2 separate regions of the Homo sapiens genome follow, and region 1 is linked to region 2. A link is an interaction called in ENCODE POLR2A ChIA-PET data of the cell type or tissue named here. Cell type or tissue: PC-3. All regions are shown on one strand. Links, peaks and the distances in the headings refer to the core of each region. The heading gives the core; the rest is flanking DNA.

The links. ChIA-PET counts read pairs that join two places held together with the same protein. Peaks named below come from ENCODE experiments on the same cell type or tissue, not always from the same donor. Only the 100,000 strongest peaks of a DNase experiment are listed, where the experiment ranks them.
Region 1: POLR2A ChIA-PET joins it to region 2 with 12 read pairs; 2 of 35 experiments call an interaction of 5 or more read pairs at or near these places.

Annotation. Positions count from the first base shown.
Region 1 is chr2:170,235,686-170,241,509 of GRCh38, forward strand. MYO3B (myosin IIIB) reads left to right here. Exons shown (of 35, transcript NM_138995.5): 7 at 306-451. Among named protein-coding and RNA genes, the nearest start is that of MYO3B, 60 kb to the left of the region's middle. RefSeq lists a silencer at 2,034-2,328. In PC-3, for the core only: no CTCF peak of the experiment used is centred there; a DNase peak (open chromatin) is centred at 3,326.
Region 2 is chr2:170,020,634-170,026,457 of GRCh38, forward strand. All of the region lies in intron 30 of UBR3 (ubiquitin protein ligase E3 component n-recognin 3), which reads left to right. Among named protein-coding and RNA genes, the nearest start is that of MYO3B, 150 kb to the right of the region's middle. In PC-3, for the core only: no CTCF peak of the experiment used is centred there; a DNase peak (open chromatin) is centred at 2,238.

The DNA of each region.
Region 1 (5,824 bases), core at 475-5,474, 220 kb after region 2:
AATAGCAGGGTTGGGATGGTGTGGTATACATCCGCTTCCTCCCCTTGCACTGTTCTTGTTACTTAGACGGTTCAATGCATGCTTTTTAAAAACAAAACTGACACATTTGTAAAAGCTAATGAACGTATAAGATAATAAATTGGTTATACACAAATAAGGCCTAGAATGCACACATCTTATTACTGGAATTCAATATCATCGTGGCCAAGAAAACTGAGAACGGGGCTAAGATCAGCCCAGGGCCTTTTTAGGACATCTGATGTGGCAGTAGGGTTGATGTGTCATGTCCTGCTTTTGTCCAATAGGTCATTGCCTGTGAGCAGCAGTATGACTCTTCCTATGACGCTCGCTGTGACGTCTGGTCCTTGGGGATCACAGCTATTGAACTGGGGGATGGAGACCCTCCCCTCTTTGACATGCATCCTGTGAAAACACTCTTTAAGATTCCAAGGTAAGACACAAGATGGCGCTCTTGACTCATTAGTTCTTTGTGAAAGCGTCTGGTTAGAGGGATAATAAATAGTTTGCAAGCAATTTCTCTCCAAACCTGACAAAGCCTGATTGTGAAATATATTTTCTTTGAAAAAGCAAGGGGGGCTGGGGGGGACAGAGAAGAGGATGTTCCTGAAAGATAACATACCCCAAGGAATAATAAGACCATGTTGGAACAATTGCCTATTTTTAGCACTCAGCTTTTTCTGAGATACTCATTTTTTGTACTTTGCACGATAAGACTACGAATGGAATTGTGGATTAAGTAATCTGTCTAAATGCTAGTGTTTTCTTTTTAATTACATACTTTCTCTAGTATTCAGTGAAAACATATGTATATCATATTGCTGTATTCACTCAGACTAGCATTGAAATGTATCAGAAAATGTTACATCAGCGCTATATCTTACTCTCCATCCCTTAATTTCCGTCTCAGTGGAAAATTGTGCGGAAAGAGGTCTGTTTGGAGAGCATTTAAATGCAAGTATACTTTCTATTCTGTGTATTCATTAGTGGTTTGTACAAGAGGTTGGGTTGCCTTTCATTGGAATCGGGCTGATGTATGGCCAGCTCACGGCTCTAGTTATGGAATATGAAGCTATCCAGGGACTCCTTCCCAACCAGGGTGCAGATTGAGAGATAATTTGTACCTTCCATATGTCTCTTTCAAAGGAAGGCTCTGGGCAGGCTGGGAGCCATTTAACTGCCTTAACAATACAAATGTTGACCTTTCCTTATCTGCACAATCACACAGCTATCACAGCCTTTAAAAATTTCTCCTGATTGCAATTTGCATTTCTGATTAGGTCTATTTATATGCAGATGAGGCTCTCTGATGTTCATCATCATAATTTTATCATTTTATACCTAATCCAGATGTGAACAACCACCAACCACTATTCCAAAAATGATTCCCACCCAAGCCAGAGTTAGTCTTTTTGCCTTTTTCGAATCACAAAAACAGGTCACAGCGATTAGAGGAGCAGACGAAGCACCTGGCTTTTTAAATTAATAGTCTGGTGAACATTCAAAAGGATATAAGAATGCAGGAGCTAAAAGCTGCATTGTGTATAGTAATAAGTCAGAAAATGGGAAATGGTGTCTGGAATGATTTGTGTGTGTGCTTTGATTTTTTTTTACAAATGGTTTACCCCTCACCATTTATTTAATGTGGCAACATAATTTCCTGAATATCAGGATTAAGGTGTAGCTTCTCTTTAGCAAAATAATATGTACTTTTGATAAGAGATCATCTATATTTTTTTCCTTTCTTGTTATGTATTTGTATACAGACCAGGTGTTCAAAAATTTCTTAAGGTGATAAATGTGAGGCAGCAAAGAGTGTGTGTTTTTGGCGGGGGGGAGGGGGGTGTATATGTTTAAATAGACCCTTCCACTCTATTGACTCCACTTAGCTTGCTTCTGTGCCCAGCCAAGCTTCTTCTAATAATCTCATATTCTCTCACCACTCATCTCTTCCATCTTGGGAGAAGCCTCCAGATCTCCAGATGTGGAATACGAGTAACTAAGTCTCTACTGCCTGCCTCGGGACAGAGTGGATCCCAAGAATTGGGCAATTGTTAGAAAAGGATCCTTATCCCAACTTAGTTTAAGGCTTTGTTTCTCTCCCCCTAGTGTAACCTCCTGCCCTTTTAATGTCTCTTGGTTCCTGTGCAAATGATGAATCAGATTGAACTAGGCAATGTCAGCAATAATCAGTCAGCAGATTCTCAGTGTGATTATGTGTGCTCATGTGTGTTCAACACTTGCCATTGTCACAACCTTAATGGCTGACGTGACATTCTTGGACAAGAATGATAAGAGGTTTTATTTTATTTTATTTTAAATCTTAGCATATTTACGTACATTGTACAGCTTTTTTCTTCCCCAAACCAGGAAAAATATGTTGGGTTTATATTCACCAAGTTATTTACTTTAAAATTACTCTGTCAATTAGAATTGCACAGTTCTCTTTGAAGGGTTATGGATTGACCAAATGTGTGCATCCTGTGTGAGTGCTACTTAATTTCTAGTGCTAAAAATGTATCCTTTCCCCAGAAAAGCTCTTTGATGAAAAGTACAGAAATTAAGCATTTATGTATTTTAAAAAGGCATTCAAATTATTTACCTGTGTGTTTCATTGGAATCGATCTCAGTTCAGTGCCTGTCTGTCTGTCTGTCTCTCTTTCTCTCTCTCTCTCTCTCCGCCCCCTCAGTGGAGAAAAGCAAATGAAAAATAATGACAAAAATCCTTTGAATCCATTTGGCTTCAGAATTAATTTTTTTTCTATTTGAATGTGACTATTTTCAGTGCTTTGGAATTCTTGTCAGTGAAACAATGAAATCCTTTTCAGGGTATGTTGGGATCCAGAATACTGCGTGTGGCTTCTTCCTCTGGCTTTCCTCACTGACCTTTTCCCGGCAACCCTTTCTTTACTGGAAATAAATTGAGTAAATTACCCAGTAAGGGAAGAAAATAAAACCTTGATGGAGTCAGGGAAGAAGTGACTTTCACAAGTTAAAAAAAGATTTATGAGTTAATGAAGTGCTGGTTACCTGTGAGCCTCAGATGTCAATAAAACAGGTAATTAGGAAGGTTCCCTGGGTATTGTCAGGAAATAGGTGGCAACTTGCCTTGATGTGGTTGATTTGCCTGTACATGGGTCTCCTTGCTTTTCCCTTTTCTTCCTTTATCCACCTTCTCCTTTCTCTTGACCTTCACATTAGAAGATCACACACAGGGTCATCGTGACCTGCTTTGAAATACTGCGTGACTCACAATCTTTCCCACTTTGCAAACACACAGAAATTACCTGCTGATTGGCAGAGCATCCACTATTTGCTGAACCTGTCAGCATGTGTCATCTCGTCTAACGCCTTTGCTCCAAAAAAGTCACCCCTCTCTGACTGTCACTGCTCTGTCTGCTGCTATTTTTCCCCAGGAGTTATAAGAGAGCAAATGAGTGAATATCATTTCTCTCAACATCAGTGGATTCAACTGTCTCTCATGACTCTTTACTGAGGACTTCTTTAAAATTCCAAAGGCTTAAAAGGATCTTGAAGATGACCTGGATATATTTTTCCCTTAAAAAGAGATCCGTTTCATAGATATAATTGCAAGAATCAATAGAGTTAGTGGAAATATACAATTATGTTGGTCTCTTGACAAGCAGGTATCTTTCCTTAGCTTTGAGTCTTTGGCTAATGACCCCCTTGACTTCCATAGAGGGGAGTGAGGAAGGCTGTGGGCATCAGTGTGGGTGGGTTCACTGGTCAGTCACTGACAGCTGCATCATCTGCCCATTTATTTGGGGCCAGGTATGAGCTGACTCTGTCCATTGTCTCATCACACATTGAATATTTCCACTTTATTCCTTGTGGAAAAATGCAGAATGTTTTCAGGATTCTCAGCAGAAATGTCTTTGGCTGGAAATGGACAGCACAGGCTGGCCTGAACATTCCAGTCCCTGAAGCTGGTGATTATCCCTTCCTAAAGAGAATTTCCCTGCAGTACACAATTCAAAAAAAGGACAGCTCATGATCATCACCAATTTGCATTTCGGCTTGTTTCCCTCACTAAATCTAGGTTGTTCCAAAGTCACCTGGACCCAGCTGTATTTGTTTCTTAGGGCTGCTACAGCGAATGACCACAAACTCGGTGGATTAAAGCAACAGACATTTATTCTCTCACAGTTCTGGAGGTCAGAAGCCCCACATCAGCGGGTCAGCAGGGCCACACTCCCTTTGAAGACTCTAAGTAAGAATCCGTCTTTGCCTCTGCCAGCTTCTGGTGGCTCCAGCTTTTCCTTGGCTTGTGGCAGTATGATTCCAATCTCTGGCTTCGTTTTCACATGGCCGCCTTTCCCACGTCTTTGGGTCTTCTTTTCTGGTCTCATATAAGGACATAGACTTAGGGCTTATCCTAATTCAGGATAATTTCATCTGGGGATCCTTGCCTTAATTACATCTGCAAAAATTCTTATTCCAAATGAGGTCGCATTCTCAGGTTCTGAGTAGACATATCTTTTGGGGTTCACAATTTAACCCTTTATACCAACCAACTTTTATGTTTACCACATTCCCTGAGAAACTAATTTGCGGGCAAGATACAAGACAATTAGCTCAATGATCATGGAAAAATAATAGCTGCTAAGATCTGTCAAGTGCTAACTGTGGGGCAGGTACAGTGTTCTGTGTTTTAGAAACAGAAATGCATTTAATCCCCACAGCAACTCTGTGAAGTAAGTACTGTTACCACTATTTTTTCCAGATGAGAAAACTCAAGGATGTTAGGCAGGCTTGCTTCCCTCCTTTTCAGGGAGGAAAAATGATTTGAATCTGAGAAGTTTGACTCTAAAGCCCACATGTTTTGCTACTACATTGAAAAGTTAAAGCCCTTCCTTAAATTATATTATGTGTTGATGAATTACATATGTTGAGCACTGAGGGGACTGGGGTATATGGAAATGAATAGAAAGTGGTCCTGCCCTTTAAGAAGCTTACAGTCCAATATCTTTCCTCCTCCCAATTTTAAGCTGACATTATCAACCTGAAAGTTAGAATATTATTAGCATCATGACTGAATCAGCCAAGAAACGGAAGAACAGAAATCAAGAGTGTTGTCTTAGGTGAACATAGGCTGTCTCTGGCTCATTGATTTATGACCCGCAAACCAGAAATCTCTCCCTTCTCCAAACTCCCCTTAAAGGAACTGCTTTTTAGTTCCTAATTTAGAACACTTAAGGCAAGTTTTTAAACTAAAGAATTGTGGAATACATGTTACATAAAAGTAGAAAAATACTTCAGGATATCTTATTCTCACCCAGAAGTTTCTGTCTTATCTCACCTTCCTTGCAAAGTTGTATCTCCCGTGTCAGGGCTATTTCTAGTATAGCCAACACCTTCTCTCCCTTTGCCTTTCTCTTATTTTTTCTCTTCCCTTTTATTTATTTGTTTTTTTTTTTAGTAGGAAAAGCTCATTCTTGGTCTTGAGGAAAATGGAAATCTGTTTCTGGCATGCTAAGTTGGAACACACTTTCTCATGAAAGCAGTATTTTCAATGGTTATTTAGGAGGAAGCAATAGAATAGCTGAAGTTCTCTACTTTGGATGCATTATTAGATTTTTGTGGCTAAATAGAGCTGTATGACCTAGTCTAAGGACTTAGGCTTCCTCTAGAGCTTTATACTTATGGAAAAAGAAAATGCTTTCCAAGTTCGAAACTACCAGTTTACAAAAGAGCTTTGGAGCACAATCCACTGGGAACTTGGGAATGCCCTTGTCCTCTACCCTAGGACGCCTTAAACTTTGTTCGTCCAGACTCAGGCTTGGGT
Region 2 (5,824 bases), core at 353-5,352:
CATTAAGCATAAAAGGCAAATAGCTGGACTAGGAGTTATACTCTAGGAACTTTTAGAATTATACTTTATCTACAGTCATACACTGTAGAATAAATCAAAGCTTGGAGTTTTTGTTTTTCTTTTCTTTTGATACATCTTACAAATTCAGAAGATTTTGGTATTTTGTTTTATATTTTATTTTGCTCTTCATTTTAAATAGTGCATAAATAAAAAATAGAGGCTGTCAGTGAAATCACATGATAAATAGAATCAGAATCTTTGAGCTAAAAGTTACTTAGGAAATCTCCTAGTCTAAATGTTATCTAGCTCAGGCATCTTGTACCTACTATTCCAATCGTTTGCACTGTGCTTGAACACTTTCAGAGATAAGGAGTACTGTTTGAGATAGGTGAGGAGTTTGGTAAGCCTTTTAAAGGATGGTGATATTAAAAGGCAGCATAGTGTAAACTAGAGAGTGAGATTCTGTTCCTCATTAATACCCAATCAGAGGATTGTTGTAAGAATTCAATTTTATAATATATATTCTAGTTTCTATAGATTGTAAATCTCAACATTAATATTTCTCCTATTTCAACACTATAATTGTCAAATTGGGGGGTGTGTGGATAAGGAGAAGGAGCAAGATAACACTTTTTAGCTCAATTTTTGTCTTAGTCTATAACAATATACCATAGACTGGGTGGCTTATATACAACAGAAATGTATTTCTCACAGATCTGGAGGCTGGGAAGTCTAAGATCAAGGCTCCAGCAGATTTGGTGTCTGGTGAGGGCCTGCTTGCTTCCTCATACATAGCTGTCTTCTCACTGTAACCTCACGTGGTGGAAGGGGCAAGAGATCTCTCTGGGATCTCTTTTATAAGAGCACTAATCCCATTCATGAGGGCTTCCTCGTGACCTAATCACTTCTCAAAGGCCCCACCTCCTTATACTAACCTTGGGGTTAGGACTTCAACATATGAATTTTGGTGGGACATAAACATTCAGTCCATTGCAGTTTTTTTTAAGGGACTTGACAGACTTTCTTTTGACCTCTTCAGAGATGAGATTAGGAGGACAGAATGAGATTTATCCCCATGATAAAGTTTATCTTTTGAGAACAAAATACATTGTTAATTTGGAGAGGTTTAAGAATGTGGCATGAAAATTTAAGTTAGAGGAGTGGCTTTAAATTTTCTTTAAGGCCTTTCTGAAAGTGCCATGATTTGTGACTTAAGTAGCCAGGCCTTTCTGTATTTATAATTTGGGCATTCAAGAACTAAGTACCATAGATAGTAATTTTCACTATCAGGACATAGGAGTCTTTGGATCTTACTTGGCTTAGGGCGAGGCAGCTTCTTTCTTCTGCAGTTAGATAGGACAAACTCTACCCCCATTTTAAACGAGGTGCTTAAATAAGACCTGGATTCATGGAATGTGCCTCTTTAGTAAAGAGGAAGTTAGGAGTCCTAAGAACTGACCTCTCTTCCTAGGACTACCTATATGCAGAAGCAGAATTGTCCTCTCCCTGTCTCTTATCATCCCAAGCTCTGTCGGAAAGCGAAAAGGGGAGGCTTCTAGTCCCTGAAACCTTAAAGTAGAAGGTGAACAATTTGGTGAAGCTAATAATAATACTTGTGGATACTTGGGTTAACCAGAGAATTATGGCATACTGTGCCTGGGAGTGGAGACATAGGAACTCCGGGAGGCAGGAGAGGAACACAACATGGAAAGTATGAAAGTACTCAAGACAGCCTTTTTCTTCACTGTCTTCCCTTCCTCACATGGCAGAAAAAACCTCTCCAAAGGAAGCAACACTTCCCCACTCTATTCCCAAAATCCCATGTGTCCTTGTTGACTGGTGAAAACCTAGCATATAGTGCTGGAAGGAACACCGGGTTGGAGTTTGAAGGCATGGATTCTAGTGTATTTGTTATCTGTTGGACTTTGGGAACCTAACCTAACTTTTTACCTCATTGTGGAAGTGAGGATGATGGTACTTATACTGACTATCTGATATATCCATCATAGTTAATGTAATGATCAAATAGTATTAGATATATGAGCTAAAGTATCTTACATAATATGTTATTATATATAATAATAATTATTAAACTTGTCTTTTAACTCTTTAAAATTCTACCATAACTGCCACTTGATTCTCTGCCCTGCCTTGCCTGGAGTGCTTAGGAATGGGATAGGGAGAGATGAGTCAGCTCCTGTCATCCATGGCATCAACCTTCTGTCTCTTGGGAACCAGATCTACAGATGTTCCCTTCTTCTTGGACCTGTTCCCAGACCTCATTTAAAGAGCTCTTTCCCATCTCTTCATGGCTGATTTCTCAGGGACATACAGAGGAACCAGTGGAAGCTGGCTTTGATGTGAGAGGTGTATACTCACACCTATTACATTCACCTTAGGATAAGTAGGTCAGAACCATTTCCTCACTTTGATTATTCAGTTGCAGAGAAAGGGAGATTTTTTTCTCCACCCCCATGATATTTCAGAGTCATTTGGCTAGTTGAGTTTTTTTTTTTTTTTTAAGGGACAGGGTCTTGCTTTGTTACCCACGCTGGCCTCAAACTCCTGGGCTCAAATAATCCTCCCATCTCAGCCTTCTGAGTAGCTGGGACTACAGGTATGTGTCACCTTGCCTGGCTGAGGTTTTTTCCATTGACAGTGATTTAACCATTGATGACTAGACTGATAAGACTGAAGTCTTGAATACAGACCCAGTTAAGTTTACTTTAGGTGCATTTTAACAGTGGTACGATTTAAGATAGAACCAATTTATGAAAATTTTTTTTTTTTTTTTGAGACGGAGTCTCACTCTGTTGCCCAGGCTGGAGTGCAGTGGTAACATGTCGGCTCACAGCAACCTCTGTCTCCTGGGTTCAAGCAATTCTCCTGCCTCAGCCTCCAAAGTAGCTGGGATTACAGGCACCCACCACCACACCCAGCTAATTTTTGTTTTTGCTTTGTTTTGTTTTGTTTTTTTGAGACGGAGTCTTGCTCTGTCACCCAGGCTGGAGTCCAGTGGTACGGTCTTAGCTCACTGCAACCTCTGTCTCCCGGATTCAAGCGATTCTCCTGCCTCAGCCTCCCGAGTAGCTGGGATTACAGGCACCTGCCACTACACCTGGCTAATTTTTGTATTTTTAGTAGAGATGGGGTTTCACCGTCTTGAACTCCTGAACTCGTGATCCACCCACCTCGGCCTCCCAAAGTGCTGGGATTACAGGCGTAAGCCATTGTGCCCGGCCTAATTTTTGTATTTTTTAGTAGAGAAAAGGTTTCACCATGTTGGTCTCGATCTCCTGACCTCATGATCCACCCACCTTGGCCTCCCAAAGTGCTGGGATTACAGGCATGAGCCACCGCGCCTGGCAGAAAGTCTTTGGGATAACTCTTTAATGTCTTTATATCTTAATGATCAGTATGAGTATAGTAAGAAATAACCTACCAGTTTTAGATTTCTTGCATGTTTAGAAATAACTGACAGAGGGCTGAGGTGGGCAGATTACGAGGTCAGGAGATCGAGACCATCCTGGGTAACAACCTGAAACCCCGTCTCTACTAAAAATACAAAAAATTAGCCTGGTGTGGTGGTGGGAGCCTGTAATCCCAGCTACTGGGGAGGCTGAGGCAGGAGAATTGCTTGAATCCGGGAGCTGGAGTTTGCAGTGAGCTGAGATTGCGCCATTGTCCTCCATCTTGGGCGACAGTGCGAGACTCCATCTCAAAAAAAAAAAAAAAAAAAAAAGAGAAAAGAAATAACTGACAGAGGTACACAGTTTCCGGGATGGTACTGGAACATCTGTTTCAAAAGCATTTTTGAAAGATTTCAACATATGGTAACTTTGGGTTTAGTTTCTTTAAGTGGATATTCCTGAGGTCATAAAAATTGGCATAATGGTATCTGTGTGCATGTGTGTGTGTGTGGTATTCATACACATACATGTGAAACTCATATAATAAATTTGGAGTTATATTTTTATTTTATAGAGTTTTTTTATGTAAAATAGTCTTACCTTAATGTTGATAAAGGTAGAGGGATTTCTTAAACCTTACTTTTTGGTTCTAGCTAGGAGTACTTATAATTAAGTCTTAGATTTTCCTAAGGACAAACTGGTCTTTCAGTGTTGTTTTCTCAGTTTCAGTAATGATGTGTCTGTCTTGTGATGAAGCACATTATAATACTTTAGACTTGTCACAGTTGTAAAGAATTTGATTAGATTTTGCAGAAAATAGAATTTATCCCAGGTGAGTTGTCGCATGGGAACCAGCATGGGAAGAAGATGGTAGGAGCAAATAGGTCAAGCACTGCTTTAGTAGTTAGAGTTGGGGGTCAGTCTCTTTTGGGGAAGTGAAAGTAGGGCTGATTAATTGGCCTGCTTCTTGGTAACTGAACCAATGTGTCATTGCAACAGAAAGGGAAAAGTAGAAAACCATCATGAATTTTATGCTTATATTTATGATTTTTTCATAGAATTGTAGATATATAATGCTCAGACTACTTTTAAAAATCCTATTATATGTCAAGCAGTTGTGCTAGCCTAGGGGGTACAAAAATGTAAAGACACAATTGTCTTCTTCAGGGAGATCTGACCATCCAATGAGAGAGGAAAACATGAAAAATAATTACAAGACTGTGTAAGAGATGCTAAAATTGAAATAGATAGCACAAGGTATGGAGAATGCATAAAGTAAGGGGATAATCTGATCTTTCTGAGGTATCAGAGAGAACCTTACAGAGCAGCACATGAACTGGCTCTTGAAAGATGAACTGAGTTGGCCTGAAGGACAAAATGATACTATTCTAGGCTGAGAGAACAGCTTGCAAAGACATGAGACGACATGACACGTTGGGGAATACTTGGAAAGAAAAGAAGGAAGGTTAAGAAATAAACCTGAAAAAGAAAATGGACTAGCTCATAAAGGGCTTTCTATGCCTGTTCCTTCAGTGGTTCAGCAATCAATTATGAGATATTGTGAACAGATTTATTGATTAGATGGATTGGAAGGGGTGAACCAAAAGGCATACTGCTGAGTGAGCATTCTGTTGAGCAATTTAGGTGGAAAACAGTGTAGTGGCAGAGTGGTCCAGAATAGGATGGATCATAAGAGGCAGAACCAATGGGATTGGTGGAGGGCAAGGCTGTAGGAGATGACTCCCGAGTTTTTCCTTGGTTGTTTGCATGGGTAGTGGTGTCATTCACTCAAATAGCAATTATAAAAGGAAATTCACTCAAGTAAGAGTGTCATTCACTCAAATAGGAATTTTAAAAGGAAATTAACATTGGAGCTGGGCTGGGCTGTATAATCAGGTTAGTCTGGGTGTATTGATTTTGAGGTGCCTGTTGAACATCTGAAGTACCAGAGAGCCTTGTGAATTGTGAACTTAGAGGTAGAAGTGGGCTTGGGTAAAGTAGTGTGTGCAGAATGAGAGGGAAAGAGGACTAATAAAGGATGGCTTTTCCTTTTTTTTAATGAGAAATGTCACCTTTTAGGGTTCATTAGCAGAAGAAGGGCACATAAAAGTAACTGAGAAGGAACCAGAGGAAAGCCAGGAGAGAGTGGTACCAAAAATTAAGGAAAGAAGAGAGAAGAGAGTTAAGAATATATGTTAATATGTGTTTGTAGAGTGATGGTTTTATGTGGAGATCTTATGTTTCCAATGTATAATAATCTATAATTTTAGTTGTAATATCTAGTTTTAGTTGTAAAGTTTATAAATATTAAATTTATTTCATATTTGTACAAACCATGTATGTATCTGCCTGTATGTAAGCCCAACTTACAAACATACTATAGATTTATTCTATGATTATAACTATTATTACTA